2 separate regions of the Homo sapiens genome follow, and region 1 is linked to region 2. A link is an interaction called in ENCODE POLR2A ChIA-PET data of the cell type or tissue named here. Cell type or tissue: OCI-LY7. All regions are shown on one strand. Each heading gives the region's core, and the rest is flanking DNA. Links, peaks and the distances in the headings are about the cores only.

Evidence for each region. Peaks named below come from ENCODE experiments on the same cell type or tissue, not always from the same donor. Only the 100,000 strongest peaks of a DNase experiment are listed, where the experiment ranks them.
Region 1: POLR2A ChIA-PET joins it to region 2 with 6 read pairs; 3 of 35 experiments call an interaction of 5 or more read pairs at or near these places.

The regions. Positions count from the first base shown.
Region 1 is chr7:152,074,869-152,077,673 of GRCh38, reverse strand. All of the region lies in intron 1 of GALNT11 (polypeptide N-acetylgalactosaminyltransferase 11), which reads right to left. Among named protein-coding and RNA genes, the nearest start is that of GALNT11, 51 kb to the right of the region's middle. In OCI-LY7, for the core only: CTCF peaks have their summits at 1,100 and 1,300; a DNase peak (open chromatin) is centred at 1,263.
Region 2 is chr7:152,151,301-152,154,105 of GRCh38, reverse strand. It overlaps KMT2C (lysine methyltransferase 2C), which reads left to right. Exons shown (of 59, transcript NM_170606.3): 48 at 1-96; 49 at 1,152-1,401; 50 at 2,525-2,664. Among named protein-coding and RNA genes, the nearest start is that of GALNT11, 130 kb to the right of the region's middle. In OCI-LY7, for the core only: no CTCF peak of the experiment used is centred there; a DNase peak (open chromatin) is centred at 1,685; H3K27ac peaks cover 1,553 bases.

The DNA of each region.
Region 1 (2,805 bases), core at 266-2,765, 76 kb after region 2:
TTCATCTGTCTCTGTTAGGTGACTGGGGTCACCAGCAATTTGAGATCACCCTAATCCATTTCACCATTTGAGATTTACTAAACCCCCAGGTGACCCCATGGAGCTTCAGTCCAGGCAAAGGCTGGCACACTCCCAGCCCATGAGTGTTCTGGATGGCAGCCTCTCAAGGTTTCAACATTAACCCCAGGTGGCTCACCAGGATTCTTACCCACAGCAAGTTCTAGACTCCAGTTTTTGTTTCTGTCCTCCTGTGAGTCAGTTAACTACACTGCTCAGCCTCTCACCTGCTCTTCCAGAACAGCAAATAGCCGGGCAAAAGCGGCCCTGGGTCAGAGGCTCACGTCTCTGGTTTTCTATCATCTCCCAAATCTTAACCCAGTAATTCTTTACTATGTTGTAAATTCCTTGATGCTTTTCAGAAAAGTATCAGCTGGCTTTAACTAGGTTACTCAGGCCATTATCGGAAGCACAAGGCCAGGGCTATTTTCTAAACAGTTGTTTTGGCATTTCAAAGAGTGCAGGCTAGGTACTGCCAAAAAGAACATCAGCAAATCAAACTGTGACAGAATCTTGGGCCTTTTTTTTGAGACAAGGTCTCACTGTCACCCAGGCTGGGGTGTGGTGGTTATGATCATAGATTACTGTAGCCTCCAACTCCTGGGCTCAAGCGATCCTCACCTCATCCACCCAAAGTATTGGGATTATAGGCATGAGCCACCATGCCCAGCTATGGGCCTTTTTCAGAAAACTTTTTTCCTCCATACATCGTGAACTGTATAGAAAATTAATTTCTGAGAATCTACCACCTCAACAGGTTTAGAAAGCTGACAGACTTAATCAATCTGGCAAATCACCAGATCCTAGCTCATGCTGTTAACCAAGCCCAGTAAATAAACATCGCAGTTACTGTTGTTTGCAGGTCCCCTTGAGCATTACTATCCCGCACAGTGTTCTGAATTCCAACTGCCAGTACCTGTATCTCTGGCTTCTGAAGCCCATCTGCCCACGTGCAGGGCAGGCCCAAACTACAGGGGAATGTGTACCTACCTGAGGGCAGTCCTCACAATATACTGATAAGAAGACTCCAGCTTCCTTAAATCCAGCCTCCCTCCAAACCCCCAGTGGAAAAATCACAACTCTGACATACGTATGCTACACTGGCTCTAGAATTCCTCAGCACAATCAAGCTTCATTTGTCCACAGCGGGACCTGGCTTGAAAACATGCCCTTTATTGGCTGTCTTTCCTAGACGGCGCACTTCATTCCCCTACTGGTGTGTCCTGGGATTACCTCGCAAATACACAACTTGGATTCAGATTTCTATCTCAAGATCTGCTTCCAGAAGAACCAAAACCAATCAATTCAGGTTTCAACAGAAAAGGAACAACTTGACAAATCCTTAGATGAACTAATTTATTTCTAAATGAAAAATCTAATAAAGAGAGCCTTTACAGCTTTTCTTGCCTTAAAGTGCAAAATAATGCACAGAAAAAAGCACACTGCTTTTTCTGAAAAGCAGTAACATATCTTCATACTTGCAGGAACAGAACATTAAAAAAGCGATGAACTTTTCTCTCTTCTTCTTTTTTTTTTTTTTTTTTTTTTTTTTTTTGAGACGGAGTCTCGCTCTGTCGCCCAGGCTGGAGTGCAGTGGCACGATCTCGGCTCACTGCAAGCTCCACCTCCCGGCTTCACGCCATTCTCCTGCCTCAGCCTCCGGAGTAGCCAGGACTACAGGAGTCCGCCACCACGGCCAGCTAATTTTTTTGTATTTTTAGTAGAGACGGGGTTTCAGTGTGTTAGCCAGGATGGTCTCGATCTCCTGACCTCGTGATCCGCCCGCCTCGGCCTCCCAAAGTGTCTTTTTTTTTTTTTTTGAGACAGAGTTTTGCTCTTGTTGCCCAGACTGGAGTGCAACAGCGCAATCTCAGCTCACCGCAACCTCCGCCTCCCGGGTTCAAGCGATTCTCCTGCCTCAGCCTCCCAAGGAGCTGGGATTACAGGCATGCGCCACCCCACGGCTTGTATTTTTGTAGACGGAGTTTCTCCATGTTGGTGAGGCTGGTCTCAAACTCCCGACCTCAGGTGATCCGCCAGCCTTGCCTTGGCCTCCCAAAGTGCTGGGATTATGGGCGGGAGCCACGGGGCCCAGTCAAGAAGTGATAAGCTTTTCTAAGGAAAGCGAAAGCTACCAGGCAGGGTAGTTTGAAATCCTTACTACTCCGGTGATACATAAGAAAGGTTAAATTTAGCATAATCAAACCTAGACACAATATTGCAGCACTGAGCCTATGTGTCTAAAGCACTGAAGTGGTAACAAGTCACAAAATACAAGTTAAAAACAAGGTGGTGACTTCGCTTTCAGCTGCAACATGTAATGAGAAAAAGCTGGGAAAATTCAAAATCAATGGCTCTTTTGGGACGATCAGAGAACTGAGCTAACAGGGCAAACTGTGCTGGAAACCTGGAAAGACACAGAGGAGATCCGCTTACCTGGAGCAGAAACTGCCAGAGCCATAAGCTGGTGCTGGATGCTCGGTGTGGACTAGTGAGAGTGAGAAACTCGGGGAAGCAGTCTCAGGAGGTGCGAGACCCACACTTCTGTGGGCTTTACCTCCAGGAACTCCACCAGGCACTAAGGTAAAAGATCCCAGAGAGATCCCTCTGGCAGGGGAGGGGAAGAGTAATAAGCCCAGAGTTTTCTCTGCCACAAAGTCATTTGCTCCAGGGGAAAAAAACTTTGCTAGATCCTTCTCCTAACTAGGGGAATGCAAAGGGCATTCCTCCCACTCCAGCCCCCTCCAG
Region 2 (2,805 bases), core at 257-2,756:
ACTTTATATTTTGCGTCACCTTTTGGTCCTTCCCCAAATGGTCCCAGATCAGGTCTTATATCTGTAGCAATTACTCTGCATCCTACAGCTGCTGAGGTAAAAGATTAAATGACTTCTTAATGTTAAACAGTATGTCCCCAATTTTCAAAGATGGGTCAGGTGTCTACCATAAAACACACACAAACAGGATCACTGAGGATAAAGGGTCAGAGAGCAGAGCTGATGCTCACTGCAGACCTCTCAGCTGCCTTTGAGTGCCATCGTTTGTCATTGAATTGGTCTCAGCCTACGTCAAGTAAAAAGGGAAATTAGAGCTCACATTTTCTTATTAAAGGATGTATACTTTAGAGAACTCTTTTTTTTTTTTTTTTTTTAATAGAGACACAGTCTCCTTCTGTTGCCCAGGCTGGAGTGCAGTGGCACAGTCATAGCTCACTGCAGCCTCAAACTTACTGGGCTCAAGTAATCCTTCTGCTTTAGCCTCCTCAGTAGCTGGGACTACATGTGTGAGCCATCATGTCCATCTCAGAAAAAACTTCTTTGTAACTGTTAACAGAGAAGAAAATTAAGCAATGAAAAAGAACTTTATCAACAGTAATAGTTTTGCAGAAGCAATAGAAATGTTCTTCAAGTAGCATCTGCTTATATCAAACATAAGTAATTTCCTGAGGATTTTTTATTTTTTTAACTCTGAATTCTGTGAAGACATTTCAGTAGAGACCAAACTAGAAGTCCAATGATGTGATATTTTGGTTATCAACAAAATACAGCAGTAGCAAGACCTTTGTCTGTTCTTACGGGTTGTGTCAGAGCTGGAGGGAAGCCCCTGGAAGTAAGCTTTCTGACCACCTGTAGGAACTGACGGGGTCTGTCAGATGTTACAATATCTAAAATAGTTTAATGTGTTACTAGATATTTAATGTTAATTGGAATCCCTTTATGAGGATTTCTGTTTATAAATTTCTTTTTTTGGATATTAGTTCGTTAGAGCTAATTTTTTTCCTGAGGTTCTTTAAGTCTAAATAAAATTTGTTGGATTTTCTTAGAATCTATGTATCATGCAAAGAGGATTTATCCTAAGTGTGTATTTTTCTTCAGTGGTTCACTGTTGCCTTCTGGGTGAATAATACAGCATTTGCATTTGGTTTTAGAACATTAGCAGTGTTGTGGCTGCATTTTCCGACCTTCTTCACGTCCGAATCCCTAACAGCTATGAGGTTAGCAGTGCTCCAGATGTCCCATCCATGGGTTTGGTCAGTAGCCACAGAATCAACCCGGGTTTGGAGTATCGACAGCATTTACTTCTCCGTGGGCCTCCGCCAGGATCTGCAAACCCTCCCAGATTAGTGAGCTCTTACCGGCTGAAGCAGCCTAATGTACCATTTCCTCCAACAAGCAATGGTGAGCTAGTGAGCTTTTTGTTAACCCCAAATCCATTCCTGATTCAAAAGTTAAGCTTACTCTTTGAGATACTGATTATCTTTTAACAACGGACAGGTAACATGCTGGCGTATAGTCCTTGGTGAACTTACCATGTGTGGGTGTTCTGTTTTCTGTGCTGTGATTTTGACCTCTAGTGCTTTGGCCTGTGTATTCTGTCATGCTGTCACCAGGGGCTATGTGAGTGCCAGCCATCTGTGCAGGCTGCCAGAAGAAGCCTGTGACGGGCTTGCCCTTGAGCAGCTTTTGTTCTTCCTGTCTCCCAACCCCCATCCCGCTGCACCTGGGCCACCTGGTACAGATGGGGCTGGTGACCTGACGTGGGTTCTGTTTCCTGTTCTCCTCTGCTTTCCATCCTCACCTACCTCTTGTTTTACCTCTGCACCAGCTCTATAGGGCCCTTCTCTTCCCACAGAGGTGTTCATGCCCCCCATCTCTGAGAATGGAACAACTTCCTTAGACCGACCATGATGTCGCTTTCCTTCCTGCCTCACTGGCAATCTTACAGGCGTGCTCAGTCCAGGCCCTGGCTTCCTCCTCTTGGCTTCTAGCTGTTCTGTCACTTTTTCCCTGCTCCTTTTTGCCTTCACACTGCACCTGAATGATGCTTTCTAATTCCTGAGTCCTTATTTACCTTCTTATCCTTGGCCTTGGCTCTTTCCTCATTTCTGACTCTGCAAGTCACACTTATTTAAGACTCTTATACATATGTCATTGTATCTTTCATAAAATGTTTTTTTACCATCTTAACCTGCAAGCAAAAGTAATATCTGTTTCCCTCTCTGTCTTACTTTGTACTTAGACTGAATAGTAATCTCTCTTGGTGACTTAGTTTTATTAGATTCTTCTTTTATACTGCCATTGCTTTCCCAGCTATTTGAGAATAGGCATGTTTCTTTATTTTTGCCCTAGTGTCAGATAATCGACTCTGTAACCATTGCTTAGAAGATAAATTTTTTTTATTAATTAAAGAATAATGTTAATGAACCATGTTGTAATGAGTTGATACTGCATAATTTTTCACCATGTGCCACCTTGTGTCATCAGTCAGTTTTAATTACTAACAAAAGTTGATTGCCTTTAGGTCTTTCTGGATATAAGGATTCTAGTCATGGTATTGCAGAAAGCGCAGCACTCAGACCACAGTGGTGTTGTCATTGTAAAGTGGTTATTCTTGGAAGTGGTGTGCGGAAATCTTTCAAAGATCTGACCCTTTTGAACAAGGTACTTTGCTACTCCTTTTATGACCCCACCTCCTACCTCCAGCGAAAATGTCCTTGGCAGTGTCTCTTCCAACATCAGAGAGAGACACCACTTATGGTGGTGTGATGGACACATGTTCCTGGTGATGGCACCAGCGTATAT